2 separate regions of the Homo sapiens genome follow, and region 2 is linked to region 1. A link is an interaction called in ENCODE POLR2A ChIA-PET data of the cell type or tissue named here. Cell type or tissue: endothelial cell of umbilical vein. All regions are shown on one strand.

Region 1 (8,000 bases):
TATATAGGCCGTAGTGCGTAAACATTTTCGACTGTGTTTTTTATTCTATTTCTTAATAGATGAGGGGTGGCATTGAGGCATAGAGTTTTTAAGTGATTTGAAGTCAAGATATAATCATTCTTGGCCCAGCTTCATAGTTCATTCTCCAAAAATAAGATTTTCTAGTTGTTGTGTGAAATCCATAGTGAAAAGTCTGATTGCATAGGTGTCCATATGCTGGAGTTCTAATCATAGATTCTTCTGTTGTGTTCTCTTGTGTGTGTGTGAGTGTGTGCGTGAGTGTGTGCAGTTGCTATAGAAAGACAAATACCAACTAAGTGTAGAAACATCTTTGCACGTATCATAGAGAAGCTGTATAATTTTATCAGGATTCCCAGAGAAGAAAATGTGAAATGTTAGTCCCAATAATTTAGTAACAAAAGAATACACTGCCGTGTTGAGATGCCAAATAGAAAAGATAATATTTAGTGCAATCCAAGTGGCAAACAAATACATTTCCTTTTTAGGGCTATGGGGTGAGGCAGTACAGTGAGGCCTTGTTTAAGTACCCTCAACAGAATCCAGCCTTTTAAAAACCAATTCAAGGTCATCATTATGAACGTCATCCACAATTGAATTATGTCTTTATATTTGCAGTGTCTTCTTGGAGAGGACGTATCGGTTTGCCACCAGACAGAATGATGCCAGCTCTGGTTTTTTAATTCATATGTCTTTTAAAAAACATATCTGTCTTGGTATCCTCCCTCGATATCACACTGCCAGTAGTTTTTTTCTAAACTACCTTCAGTGTGCTTGTTTCTAAGTACTCTTCTATGTTAGTTCCCCAGGGCTGCCATAACAAAGTATCATCAACTGGGTGGCGTAAGTAACAGAAATGTATTGTCTCACATTCCAAGAGGCCGAAGGCTGGTTCCTTCTGGGGGTACTGAGGGAGAATCTGTTCCATACCTTTCTCCTCATTTCTAGTGATTTCTGCCATCCTCCCTCCTTAGCCTCCCAAGTAGCTAGAACCACAGGTGTGCACCATCATGCCCAGCTAATTTATTTATTTTTTTTGTAAAGACAAGGTCTTGTTTTGTTGCCTAGGTAGGTCTTGAACTCCTAGGCTCAATACTTGGCGTACTTGGCTTGTAGATGTATCATTCCATTATCTACCTCCAGTGTCACGTGGCGTGTTCTCCCTGTTTGTCTCTGTGTTTTCTCTTCTTATTCAGTCATTGAATAAGATTCCCACCCTAATCCAGTGTGACCTCATTTTAACTAATGACTTCTATAAAGACCCTTTTTCCAAATGAGGTCACATTCTGAGGTTTCCACGTGGACATTTGTGGGGAATACTGTTCAATCTAGTACACCTTCCTTCTATGTTGTTGTTCTGAATCTGCTGTGGATTGGAAAATCTAGTCACTAAGCTTGTTAGACCTCCTCTCTAAAGAAGAAAAAGAGAGAGAGAGACTTGATCCCGAATCTTCCCTAAGGAGTCTTCCGTCGTATAAAGTCTTTGAGCTGTAAGTGCTTTGACTTAGTGGTATCTATTTTGCCTGCTCAGAGGCTTTCCCTCGCTCTACCTTTTAATGTTTTTTTACTGAATTCAAAGCTAAATTTTAAGTTTTCTTTTCAGAGACAGGATGGTGCAGGGATGCGATCATGGCTCACTGCAGCCTTGAACTCCTGGGCTCAAGAGATCCTCCCTCCTTAGCCTACAAAGTAGCTAGGACCACAGGTGTCCACCATCACGCCCAGCTAATTTTTTAATTTTTTTGTAGAGACGAGGTCTTGCTATGTTTCCCAGGCCGGTCTTGAACTCCTAGCCTCAAGCGATCCCCCCACCTCAGCTTCCCAAAAGTACTAGGATTACAGGCATGAGCCACCATGCCAGGCCCACGCTGAATTTCTCACAGCTGATGCTGCTGGATAAAGAACTTCTGACACATGAAGTGTTACGCTTGGGTCTTTTAAACAGTTTTTTAGAGTGTTGGGGAGAAAATTAGCTAAGTAATGCTTCTGAGAGGTAGTCTAGGCCATGACTAGAAAGGCATGAGAAGAGGCTGCGTGGGAGAGGTACTAGAATGCACTCCTTCTTATAACTGAAACACAGATCCTTCTCTTCCCCTGGCCATCTGAGTTGTAGGAGACTGTTGTTGCTTGTGTGAGATTCTAGAGGGCCCCATCCCTGCCTATCTCTGGTGCTGCCTGTGAATTATACTCTGTTTTGGTGAAAATCACGCTCTGTCCAGCTGTGGGGAGCACTGTCTGGGACAAATTCCCTTCTCAGTTCAGTTTGTTAATAGTTTTTAAGAACTACCTTTGTGCAGATTTGTTCCCTGGACTGTTGAAAGGGAGGGCACTAGTCTTTAAAGACAGTGATAGAAACCCTAGTGGAAAATGCTCACCAACACAGTATGAAATGATAGAAAGATACTATTGGGAATTTGGGATCTCTGGCTTCAACCTTTTTATTTCTCTGCCAAAAGAAAATACGAAACCTCAGAGGAACACAAAGAAAGAGAATGATATTAAGCACAGAATGATTTTAATCTTTGGCAGCAACCCATATGCTTAAAAAAAAAAAAGAGGGAACCGTGTTTCCATTGTCATGCACCTGTCATTACACTGAATGAGTTCTTTTTCTCTCTTGATGGATGGTGGTCTTAAAAGCTTGCTGTTTTTCATTAGCAAAGTGAAATGGGGTGCCAGTGCTAATGCTTTGTCATTCTGATGGAGAATAATACATGAATCAGTGTAATTATTCAGTGTTTGCATAATCAGCAAGATTTTGAAGGGGAATGTTGCACAACTCAGAAGTGGCCTAATTTCACCTGACAATATTCCATTCAGACTCCAAGCATCTCCTTCAAGAAGCAGTGAAGTGTTGGTGGATTTCCTTAAGGCCCCATACAATGATGATGGGAAATTGAGTTGTCCTAAATCACTAGTTAATTATGATATGCCCAGCGGTCACTTGGAGGTTCTTGCTCTAGATCTCAGTTTATATTCATCCCTATTGTTTTAGAAATGTCATTTATTTATCATGCATGAAGCATGACATATTGTTCCACGTGGGTTCAGTAACGAACCACCAGCCAAATCCATTAAATTTCATTGAGGAGTGAAGTAAGACCCAGAAATGTGGGCAATTTGAGAGGAATCCCCCCAGGATGGCTCAAGTTGGATAAAGAGATAGGTCAAAGAAGAGACGCATTGGGAGTGATTTTGGAAAGCTAGGTAATTTTAATTTACACTCTTTTTTTAAAGAGAGTCTCTTTTACAAGAAAGTAGCCTATTAGTTGAGATGTTTTAGGGACCTTTGCAATGCCAGTTGGAAGGAGGGAGACTGAATTTTTTATTAACTCTTTTAAATCAATTTATTCCAGCCCAGCATGACACCAGAACCAAAAAATCTGAACAATGCCCCAGGGCTGGATCTTACAGTGACCCAGCTCATCTAATTTGGACTAGATTGCTTTTTTCATTAAAGCTAAAAATAATGTCAGGCAGGCCACCTTTCTAGTGATTTCTGTGGGTGAATCATGTCCTATGGAGGAGGCCTTGCCTTTCTCAGACGTAGCCAGTGCCATTTGAGTCCGGGTTTGCTCCCCTTTTCTCTGTGAAGCCAGCCTGCGTTGATCTTCATGAGGGGAGTGAACAATAATCGTAGATAACGTTTACTAAATGCTTCCCATGTGCCAGGTGCTGCTCTAAGCACTTTCTGTGTATGCGCCAATGTAATCCTCATAGCCTTCCAAGAGGGAGGCCCTATTATTATCCTCATGCCACCACGAGGAACCTGAGGCACAGCATGGTTAAACAGCATGCCCAAGGTCACACAGCCAGTGAGTAATGGAGATGGGGTTCAGATCCCAGCAATCTGGTCCTCAGAGCTTACTGCTCAATTCTGAAGACCCTCAAATACCACTGGGAAGTTCTTTAACTCAGGAACTTCTGTTTTCCAAGGCAGGACTCCTAAGAACCTTATAGGCTTGAGGCAAATGCATTCCATGTACAGGAAGTATGTGCTTTTGACACATAGCATCAGCCTCTTTCTGGGGCAACTGAAAACTTTTTCAAAAGCAGCACCTCCTTGGCTATGGGATGCAAGGATACTGTCATTCACGTCTGATGGAAAAATACATTTTATCCAAATCTTCTTTTTTTTTTTTTTTTTTGAGACAGATCTTGTTCTGTGGCCCAGGCTGGAGTGCAGTGGCATGATCTTGGCTCACTGCAACCTCTGACTCCCAGGTTCAAGCAATTCTCCTGCCTCAGCCTCCCAAGTAGCTGGGACTAAGGGACTACAGGCCTGCGCCACCACGACTGGCTAATTTTTGTATTTTTAGTAGAGACAAGGTTTCACCGTGTTGGCTAGGCTGGTCTCGAACTCCTGACCTCAAGTGATCCACTCACCTCGGCCTCCCAAAGTGCTGGGATTACAGGCGTGAGCCACTGTTTCTGGCCCAAAATCTTCTTAAAAAACAAAAGAAAATGGCAAAGCCTAGAACCAAGATGTCACCTTTCTCGGTAAAGCTGAATCAGAAAGGCCCATCTTTGTTGCTGGGGCAATATCTTGAAGGTTACCTGTGCCTCATCACTTGCTCTGTAACTATTTGTATTCCAGGTAATATGCGTCACTGGATGAATCCTTTTTAGTGATTAAAAAAAAAAAGAAAGGGGTCTCTACCCTTATGGGGTAGTGAGACATTAAGCAGATAATCACAAAATGCAGAGAAAGAAAGGCAAGCCCCTGGCATAGATGCTTGGTCCCTGGAAGCCCAGGGCAAGGCCTGCGAGGACACGCCCCAGCTGTGCATCTGCTGGGTGATCAATTGGCCAGTATTCCTGTGCCCTCCCAGGGACTACCCATCCTCTCCTCCAGTACAGACAGAAGGTGAGTGGTGTGCTGATGGCCAGCTGGGAGGGAGGTCTTGAGAGACATGTCAGGGGAAAAAATTGGTTACTATTTGATGGAGTGGGCTTGGTGGTTTGTTGCCTGGGAAACTTGCTGACTATAAAATGAACCAGAGGAGGATCCAGTTTGCTGTCTGCACTGACAGATTTACAGACAGGAAAACAAAGCCTTCTTACCGGATCCAAGTTAACATGAAAATTAAAAGGAGTCTATGCAAAGCGGAGTTCAGGACAGTGGTTTCTAAAGTTTCTTTTACTTACACAGGAAAGAAAATCACCCAAACTAGGTGAATGGTAAGTTTCTCTAAATGTCAGAACAATCGATTATAAGGCATTACTCAGTTTATAGCCAATTATCTACATTGATTAAGTATAAATTTCATGATAGTTATGAGAGATATTAAGATTTTAAAAATGGAAATTATTTTATAAAATACTTTTAAAAACCCATCTTTTGCACTGCACTTATGGAACCAAAGAACAGCTTAGTCAAGCCACTTCTGAAACTGTCTTCCATGAAAATTTCACCCTGAGGCTGCACAGGGCTCCTTAACATCCCCTCTCCTTCCTGTCTTCTGAGAATTAGGGGAACAGTCCCTCAGCCCCTCTGTTCATGGAGACCAGCTGAGACCCACAGAAGGGCCCATACCCAGGGAGATCTTTGCTGAGAGCATCTAGGAAATCAGCCACCTGTCCTTGATGTTACCCTGCCAGTTTTGAATATCCTTCTTTTCAAATTAATTGCAGAAAGACCAGGCTAGCTAAAACATTCATCAGAACCACTTGGTAGGGCAGGGGTTGCACTTATGAATGTACAGTTTTCAGAGGGTCTTCCAGGGTAGGACCTGGGAATCTGCATTTTGAACAAGCTCACAAGATGATTCTTCTGTTCATCAGACTTGGAGAGCCACTGCCCTAGGACGTGGATCCACTTGCCACGCACCGAGGAGATGTTGAGGTGGGAAAAGGAAACAGGAACGGGAAGGAGGTGTGTTTGCAGTAATGCAGGAGAAGACTCCTTGCTCTTTAATGCTCTTCGAAATAGCCCAGACCATGTGTTTGGACTGTGTACAAAGGGAGCAGCCACACTGTGGTGTGCTCAGGGAGAGGAGTTAGGAGATGGCAGCCTAACTCTCCAACTTGGAGCATTCACATGGCTGATCTTTCTCCTTGAACTTACTGAGGTTCTTCCCTACTCATTTCACTTAGCTAAGAATTACTACTCCCTCTTCAGGACCCAGCCTTCCCCTTCACCTGGATTAATTTAGGTCCCCTGTTATGTACCCTGCAGCTTGTGATTATCTGCTTACTACCTCACCCTCCATGAGAGTAGAGACCATGTCTTATTCATTGCTGTATCCACCAGCACCTAGCACAATGCTGGCACATAGTGGCTGCCCATTAAAGATTATCTTATTTTTAAAAAAATTGAATATAGTACTCTCATGTAAATCCCTGCACAGTTTTCTGCTCTTTCTAGATTTTAGAAAACTACTAGTTTGGTGCAAAAGTAATTGCCGTTTTTGCCATTTAATGTAGTAGACCACCTCTGAGGTCTTAAGCCTCATTGTTCCCTCAAACTAACTTGGAAAGAAATTTCCTGTTTCTAACTAAATGATTTATTCCCTTTCGGGAAAATGTACTAATTAAGCCTGTTTAAACTTAGGAGGGGCGGTAAGCAAAATCTCGTTTTTCTTTTTCCACAATAGACATTTGTTTCACTGTATGGTCTCATCATCTATCAGATGAGGACTGAATTTTATAAGACACGTTTGGTGATTTGTTGGCTTTATTGAAAAGATCACTAGCTCATTAGTAAGACTCTGGCCCAGCCTTCTAAGGCTGGAGAAGAACTTGATTTTTAAACAGTTTGTTGAGCGTCTCCAGGACACCCTCTGGACAGAGTCTGTTTGCTCAGTGGGGATACTGCTATCCTCTTCTGTCACCCCTCTGTGCTTTTATTCAGAACCATAGAGATAGTGGGCTGATGGGTTGGAAGAGAAAATGGGACGGGGATGAGGGCAGGAGGTGAGGGCAAAAGGGAAGAACTTCTCTTCATTTTCTACTTCCAGATACACCCTATATCCAGGAGGGAGGAAGTGGGACAAATGAAATAGAAATAAGAATTTAAGTGTATTCCTCAAAGCTGGCTTCTCTATGCATATTTGGTTTTTCTTCCTGAATATTGATGTAGCCACTTGAGTGCGCCACTGGGAGGAAAATCCTTAGCAGGATTAAGTTTATTTTAGGATTTGGCTGTGTGTATGTGTCTGAGTGGGTATATCATGTGGGATCTCATTTTCCAGAATAAGAGCTAGGCCTAGGCCATTTCCGCATCTTTTACATACCTAGGTTTTTACCCATTTTTTGAAATTGGGCTGATATTAAGTCCCATTTAGCTTTTACAAAAATAAATATGTTGACTTGGTGTGCAATATAAACAGAATGGCCCATTTAAAACAGCACCATAGTTTCCTAGGTCTTGATATCTGCTATTTTTACTTTATTAGATATGAATTACTGACTCAGAATCCATTTAATATTTTATACCGTTATTACTCAGAAAACCTAATTTGCATTCTTGTCTCTCATGTTTTAAATTTTTCTCTGGTGGTAACTGGCATGTATTAATATTTTAAGCATCACCGACTGGCTGCAAGCCGAAATGACCCCAAACATTCTGGAACTACCTGTTCTGCCTAATTTGCCAGTGAGGGATAACTTAAGCCCAGAGAGGGCTGCATATAGGACAGATTTTTTCCTTAAGCACCCATAACTTTCTTTTTTAACTTTTATTTTAAGTTCAGGGTACAAATGCAGGTTTGTTACATAGGTAAATGTGTGTCATGGGGGTTTGTTGTACAGATTATTTCATCACCCAGGTGTTAAGCCTAGTACCCATTAGTTATTTTTCCTGATCCTCTGCCTCCTCCCACCCTCCACCCTCCGATAGGCCCCAGTGCGTGTTGTTCCCCTCGATGTGTCCATGTATTTTCATCATTTAGCTCCCACTTGTAAGTGAGAACATACAGTATTTGGTGTTCTGTTCCTGCATTAGTTTGCTAAGGATAATGGCCTCCAGCTCCATCCATGTC
Region 2 (8,000 bases), 380 kb before region 1:
TGCGGGAGGTAGCTTTGGCTTGATGTATCCGAGGAACCCTGGTGGGTAAGTTACCCTGAGAGTTTGATCAGACTCAGGCCAGGGAGCTGGGTTTCATATTCCAATACAAGTTGATCATTGTCTAAGGGCCAAACAAGGAGATGTAAATTCCCAAGTGTTCCTTGTTTTCTGCCTGTTGTGGCAAAGTGGCCTTGTAGCCTGATGGCAGTCCTCTAAAAGAGCCACAGGTATGGGCTGTTAGAAGTAAAGACACACGGAAGCTGGAGGAGTGCACACACACCACACACACAGATCCCAGGAGTTCTGGTTGGAACACGAAGGTGGTTTACACCGTGGTTGCTAAAAATTCTGTAGAATACTGTTGGAGATCATTGAGGCGGTGAGAAGGAGGTGGTGTGGATGACACCTGCCTGAGGAGATTTTCAATGTGGATGCAACAGTTTAATTTTAGAAGATGCCTGATAGAGTGTAGGTAAAGCAAAGAGAACAGCACAGCCAGTTTTAAAGCTTCGGGAGCCCTGCTCACACATGAGTGTGATGGCAATCCATCCAGGGACTGCAAGCTTGGACCCTTCTTGATTATGTTTTACTTACTGACACACATACTTACGAAGAGCTTCTGGAACTAAGTAGCTGCTTCTTTGTGAGTGGGAGGAGGCAGGATGAGCCTTAGAAGTTGCTCCTTAGGTCACCCCTAATATTTACAGGACCTGGGGCCGAGCGTTCAAGGTTAGATAAAATAAGTTCTAACACTTACTTTGACAAATACGCTTTCAAAATAGTCTGGAAGGCCAGGCTCAAATTTTGAATTTTCAAACTCCTTGGAGTTTCATGCTGAAATGTGGTGGCTAGGAGAAGGCTGGGCCCAAGCTCATTGGCCCCCACCTGAGCCCCCTTCCCTTTCCATCACTGTCTCCTTCATTGCAAGCATCTTTGAGTACATGTGTGTGGATGCCCCACCTGGAATGTCCAGAGCCTCTGCAAATAGCTGCCCTGGACATTCTTTGGGCTTGGGAGTGTAAATACCAGTGGTGTGGTTTACCCCTGGGAGGATGCACCTATGGACAAGGCCTGTACAGGTCCTGCAAGCAGGCTTGGGGTTGTTTGGGCAGAGAATTCAAGGCTCTTGAGCATCTAGGAAGTGGTCTAGAAGGGCTCTGGGTGGGCACATGCCCTTGGTCTTGCAGATTCCTCTTGCGGTAGAGACAGACATAATCCAAAAAAATGTCAGAGTGGGGCTTTCTAAAACACAAGGTCCAGGTACCGGGAGATACTGCCGAGCGGTGTGATTTTAAGTCACAGTGAAGCTTATCATGAAGAACTGGACCATGGAGGTAGGGAAAGATGCTACTTCACCAATAGGTCATTTCTCAAGATGACTATCTGGGAAATAAACTGTGAACAGGACACATTGGTCTATCCCTTAAAGACCTGAGTGGATTCTTTGATTCATACTGAAGTAGAGAGAGAATGGGGTCAATTGCAAATACCACCTGCCTGTTAGCTTTCAAGGAGTATGGATAGATTTTGCCTCATTTGAGAACGAGTAAACATCAGCAACACATGAGCCCAGTAAAAAAATACTGCAGAACAATGGATAAAGGACAGTACTCTGGAACCTCATAGAAAGATTCTATCTCTGAAGAGCCTATAGGAACAAGAAGAAAATTACAGGAGATTGTTTAGAATCTGCAATAATAGAATTCAATGAGGCATTGTGTTGTGAAACAGGAACATAACACCATGATGAGACAACAGGCTGAAAGAAGACAGCATGTTGAGATATGGAAGGCTTTCAAGTAAACCAAGAGCACAATAACATGATCAGTACCTAACTGTAAATCAGAATCAGTTATGTACTGAACAAATTTGAGAAGCTTTTCTAGGATGCAGAAAAAAATGCACAAGCAGAAGGAAAGAGAGAAAATGAAACCTCTAACATTTGATTACTTTGTGTTTCTAGGGAAGACAGCATAACACATGGAATAGAAGCAATCATAAAAGATGAAATAAAACCTAAGTTTGCAGGCTGCAGGGGTTCACTGCATTTCAGATGAAAACAGAAGAGATCCACATCTACATATATTCAAAGAAAAATTTTGAATTATACAGATTTTTAAAAAGTCCTATAAATCTATTTAGAAAAGATAATTTATCTGTCAATTGCAGGAATTATTGAGTAGTTTTTTCTCCTAAAAGCACTCTGATGCTATTTTGGGAAACTGACTCCTCTCTACTTGAGTCATTACAATGGAACCATAAGTCAAGATATTTTGTCCTTTCCTGCCAAGAAATGGGAATGCAACCTGAGACTGACAGGAGTGTCTCTCTGGAACTGAAACTTTAGCAGAGCAATAAAATGACAGAATATAGTTGTATCTGCTCATTCATCCTAGTTGCAATGCCATAATGTCTTTTATCACTTCTTACAAATTCTAGGATTGGCCCTTGTTTCTTTTTCAAACCTGTTGGGTTACCTTTTCTAGGTTCTAAGTTCCCCTATATTCTGCTTATAACTTCCACTTTTGCTCCAGTTGGCAAGATACCCTAAGAGAAAGGTAGATTTTTGAGGAGCGGGGAAACTGGCCAGAATGGGGAAAAGGGGGAAAATTCGCTTTCATATTGCGGGTTAGTATCCCAACAGTGTAAAACAACTGTTACGTTCCCTCTATGTGCGCCAGAAGGTGGTGCTCTGAAAAACTGAGTAGCTGATGGCAAAAAATAATTTAAACATTCTGGAACAACAGGGTAGGATGGCTGCTTCTGGTGGCATTGAATAACATAAAGTAAGAGAATAGCAAAATCAGATCTCTAAATTATCACATCAGGCTAATTTTCTGTGGCCTTTCTGTTTGGCTCTTCAAGACTCACAATTACTGATATAATCATGTTGCTGTGGGCATATTTCATATGACCTTCCTTCCTTATTTTATTAGTTTAGATAAGCTGTGAGTGCATTAGACCAGACGGTTTAGCTGTTGGCCATTTTAATGATAGTTTTTTTTTTTTTTTTTTTTTGAGACACTCTTGCTCTGTTGCCCAGGCTGGAGTGCAGTGGCATGATCTTGGCTCACTGCAACCTCTGCCTCCCAGGTTCAAGCAATTCTCATGCTTCAGCCTCCCAAGTAGCTGGAATTACAGGCGTATGCCACTGCGCCTGGTTAATTTTTGTATTTTTGGTAGAGACAGGGTTTCACCATGTTGGCCAGGGTAGTCTCAAACTCTTGACCTCAGATGATCCACCTGCCTTGGCCTCCCAAAGTGCTGGGATTACAGTGTGAGCCACTGCGCCCGGCCAGAGAGTTTATTTATTAATTTACTTTATTTATATTCTACACACACACACACACGGACACCCCTTTACACATACTCCTGGGAAAAATGCAGGGAGCAGAGCACACAATTATGGAGGTTTGAAAATACCTTCTTTTTTTCTTTTCTCTTTTTAGCTACACCTGCTGGAATGGGAGTATTTTTAAATACCTTCTAATGACACCAGCAAATAAACAAAAGTTGTGTTATCTTCACAATCACTATATGCTAGAAGGCTTAAAAAACTTCAGTATCTACAGAATTTGGAGGGAGACAAGTAAAGTTTAAAATAAGCAAAGTTGTCTTTTGTGTGTGATGGCAATAGAAAGTTATTCTTAGATGTGTATGGGCGCAGGAATCACACCATCCACGCTACCTTCTTGAAAAAACTGCTCCAGCCAACCAAGAGAAGCAAACTGGAGAGCTAAATAAGGGCAAGCATGGTCTGAAAGGACTTGTGGTTCTCACCTAAGCCTAATCCCAAACCTAACTGTAACCCTGCACTCAGGACCCCTGTGGAGTGTTTATTTTCAGGGGGATTTTGCAGGCAAAGGTGAAGCTTGGTCCAGCAGTGCTTCCTCAAGCTGCTTCCTCACCCTGCTGCTCATTTCCTGTACCAGGAAATGTGTCTCTCACCATACCTCCTTTGCTCCCTGGTGCAGCTAGAATTTAAAGCTTTGTTTGGTGAACATAGGCAATTTGTATTTTGTTTATGTATTTGCAAACAAAAGTAATCTGTACAGAGGGTAATGATTCAGTGCTGAGAAATAAATACATTTTCCCCTGATTCCACCAAGCAGGATGCTTAATGAAACATAATGAACTTTTTTATTGCCAAGCCGAGTAATGATTTTCTGAGTCTTTAAAACTTATATTGGAGGATTTTATCCTACAAAAATAAAAGAATTAGCTTATAAGGATATGTATAAAGATACACATTGAATGTGACAAAGCGAAGTAAAACAACTTGAATGCCATCAATAGGGAGTGATTGAATAAACTGTGGCATGTCCAGATTTCTAGAATATTACATAGCTACTAATAAGGAGTTCGATTTATATGCAATGACCGATAGGAAAGGCCACCAGCAAAGTACATTGCAGAGAAATGTATATAAATGATTGTATTTTTTGTAAAATCAGAAAAGCCTTTTATTGGTGTGAATATTTTCAGTTGTGTGCATTCATATGAATGTAGAAAAATGTGGACACTAAATTAACATTTCTTGTTTTCAGGAAGGGATAATAGCAGGAGTGAGAGTCACGGGAAAGGCAAATGTTGGGTTTTTCTTTGATACTCAGGATTTTTTTTTCTTGGAAAATAAGCGGCAATACAAGCATGTATTGTTTTTTCAGTTTGAAAGAAATCTGATAGAGTAGATAATAAAGATAATTTATCTTGAATGAAATGACTTCAGTATTTTTTTAAATTGAGAAAGATGAATACATGACCCAGGGACAGAAGTGATGTCAAATTCCTTTGCACATCATTTTCTACCTGTGATTTTCTATCTATGATTTTCTATCTATGATGTGTATCTGCTTAAAAATTACTGTATATTAATTGTTCTCTACTTGATCATTTATATACCATATAATCCAGCCTTTATATGTGTGCAGTTTGGTGATTTTTACTATACTTGGAATGGTGCAACCTGCAAACATCACCACTATCTAATTACAGAACAGTTTCATCACCCCAAAGAGAAATCCTGCACCCATTAGCAGTCATTCTTCATTCTCTGCCCTTCCACCCATCCAGACCTGGGCATCTACTTCTGTGTGTATGGATTTGCCTATTCTGAAACTTCATATAAATGATCCTACAATATGTTGCCTTTTGTGTCTAGCTTCTTTGACTTAGCATAATGTTTTCAAGGTTTATTCATGTGGTAGCATGTGTCACTATTTCATTCCCATTTTTTTTTTTTTTTTTTGAGACGGAGTCTCCCTCTGTCGCCCAGGCCGGAGTGCAGTGGCTCGATCTCTGGTCACTGCAACCTCTGTCTCCCGGGTTCAAGCGATTCTCCTGCCTTAGCCTCCTGAGTAGCTGGGATTACAGGTGCCCGCCACCTCACTTGGCTAATTTTTTTTTGTATTTTTAGTAGAGATGGGGTTTCAGCATGTTGGTCAGGCTGGTCTCGAACTCCTGACCTCTTGATCCGCCTGCTGTGGCCTCCTAAAGTGCTGGAATTACAGGCGTGAGCCACCGCGCCCAACCATTTCATTCCTTTTATAGACAAATAATATTCTCTTATAGTGGCATATTACATTTTGTTTATCCATTCATCAGTTGATTGACATTTAAATTGTTTCCATTTTTTGTCTATTTTGAATATGGCTGCTATGAACATTTGCGGACAAGTTTTTGTGTGGACACATGTTTTAAATTTTTTTTTGTATATACCTAGGAGTGAAATTGCTGGATCATGTTAGCTCCATGTTTAACATTTTTTGGAAACCATCACATTGTTTTCCAAATCAGCTGTGCCATTTTGTAATACCACAAAGAAAGTATGAGGGTTAAAATGTCTTCATATCCTTGCCAACACTTGCTATTTTCTGTTTTTTTAATTGTGGTTATCCTGATGGGTATGAAATGGTTTTGATTTTCTTTATCCCAATGACATGCCGTTGAACATTTAAAATGTTCTTTTGGTTATTTGTATTTCTTCTCCAAATAATTGTCTTTTCAAATTCTTTGCCCATTTAAAATAGTTGAGCTCTTTGTCTTCTTCTTATTGTTGAGTTGTAAGAGTCCTTTGCTCTGTATAGAAGTCCCTTGGCAGCTACATGATTTGCAAATATTTTCTCCCATTCTGTGGGTTCTCTTTTCATTTTCTTGACAGTATCATTTGAAACACAGAAATTTTAAATTTTGATGTAAGTCCAATTTATCTATTTTTTTCTTTTCATGCTTTGTGTTTTATCTAAGAAACTACTGCCTAATCCAGGAAGATTTAGTCCTGTAAAATTCTTTCTTCTAAGAATTTTACAGTTTTAGCTTTTACATGTAGGCCTATGATCCTGAGTTCATTTTTGTCTTTTTGAGATGGGGTCTTGCTATGTTGCCCAGGCTGGTCTCAAGCTCCTGAGCTTGAGATCAGGGATCCTCCTGCCTCTCAGCCTCCTGAGTAGCAGGACTACAGGTACATGTCACTGTTTCTGAGTTAACTTTTATATATGGTGTGAAGTAGAGGTCAAACTTTATTTTTGGCATGTAGATATTCTGTCGTCCCAGCACCATTTATTTAAAAAAAACTATTCTGTCCATATTCAAGTGTCTTGTCACCCTTGTCGAAAATCAGTTGATGATAGGCATCCAGGCTTATTTCTGGACTCTCAATTAATTCTATTGATCTGTTTGTCTATCTTTATGACTGTACCATACTTCATTACTGTTGCTTAGTAGTAAGTGTTGTAAGTGGGAAGTGTGAATCCTCTCAATTTTGTTCTTCTTTTTAAAGATTTTTTTTTTTTTTTTTTGCTATTCTGGGTCCCATGCAGCTGTATATAAATTTTAGGATCAGCTTGCCAATGTCTGCAAAGAAACCAGGTGAATTTTTATAGAGATTACATTGAATCTGTAGAACAATTTGGGAAGTACTGCCATCTTAACAATATTAAGCCTTCCAATCCATAAACAGGGGATGTCTTTCTATTTATTTAGAACTTAAATTTCAGTATACAAGTCTTGCACTTCTTTTGTTAAATTTATTCCTAAGTATTTTATTCTTTTTGATGCTATTGTAACTAAAACTGTTTTCTTAATTGCAGTTTCATGTTGTTCATTGCTAGTGTATAGAAATATAGCTGCTTTTTGTATATTGATCTTGTGTTGTGAAACTTGCTGAACACTTTAATTAATTTTTATAGTTTTTTTGCATTCCTTAGGATTTTCTATATACAAGATCATGTTATCTCTGAGCAGAGATGGTTCTACTTCTTCCTTACAATTGGATATTATCTATTTCTCTTGCCCAGGCAAATTTGTGTTCAGTACAACATTGAATAGGGTGGTAAAAGTGAATATTTTTCCTGTTTTTAATGGTAGGGGGAAAGCATTCAGTCTTTCCCTATTAAGTATTATGTTAACTGTAGATTTTTTAAAAGATGCTCTTTATTGGACTGAGAAAGTTCCCTTCTATTTCTACTTTGTTGAATGCTTTTATCATGAAAGGGTGTTGGATTTCATCAATTTTGTCTTCTGTATCTATCGAGGTAATCATATGGGGTTTGTTCTTTATTCTATTAATATTGTGTATTACATTGATTGTTTATCAGATGTTAAACCAATGTTGCATTCTTGTGATAAACTCCACTTGGTCATGGTGTATAATCTTTTTGTGTGTTGCTGGAGTCAGTTTGTTAGCATTTTCTTGAGTATTTTTGCGTTTATATTGTGCTAGTCTATTTTGCATTGCTGTACAGTAATACTTGAGATTGGGTAATTTATAAAGAAAAGAGGTTTGTTTGGCTTGAAGTTCTGCAGGCTGTACATGAAGCTAGTGCTGGCATCCGTTTCTGCTGAGGTGCTCAGGAAGCTTACGATCATGATGGAAGGTGAAGGGAAGCCATGACAAAATGCCAAAAGCAATTGCAACAAAAGCAAAAAATGACAAATGGGATCTAATTAAACTTAGAGCTTCTGTACAGCAAAAGAAACTGTCAACAGAGTAAATGACCTAC

The links. Peaks named below come from ENCODE experiments on the same cell type or tissue, not always from the same donor. Only the 100,000 strongest peaks of a DNase experiment are listed, where the experiment ranks them.
Region 2: POLR2A ChIA-PET joins it to region 1 with 8 read pairs; 2 of 35 experiments call an interaction of 5 or more read pairs at or near these places.

Annotation. Positions count from the first base shown.
Region 1 is chr5:72,142,814-72,150,813 of GRCh38, forward strand. The region is part of intron 2 of MAP1B (microtubule associated protein 1B); the gene reads left to right. Among named protein-coding and RNA genes, the nearest start is that of MIR4803, 23 kb to the right of the region's middle. In endothelial cell of umbilical vein, no CTCF peak of the experiment used is centred here; no DNase peak of the experiment used is centred here.
Region 2 is chr5:71,765,590-71,773,589 of GRCh38, forward strand. No RefSeq gene overlaps it. Among named protein-coding and RNA genes, the nearest start is that of CARTPT, 50 kb to the left of the region's middle. In endothelial cell of umbilical vein, no CTCF peak of the experiment used is centred here; a DNase peak (open chromatin) is centred at 3,882; H3K27ac peaks cover 888 bases.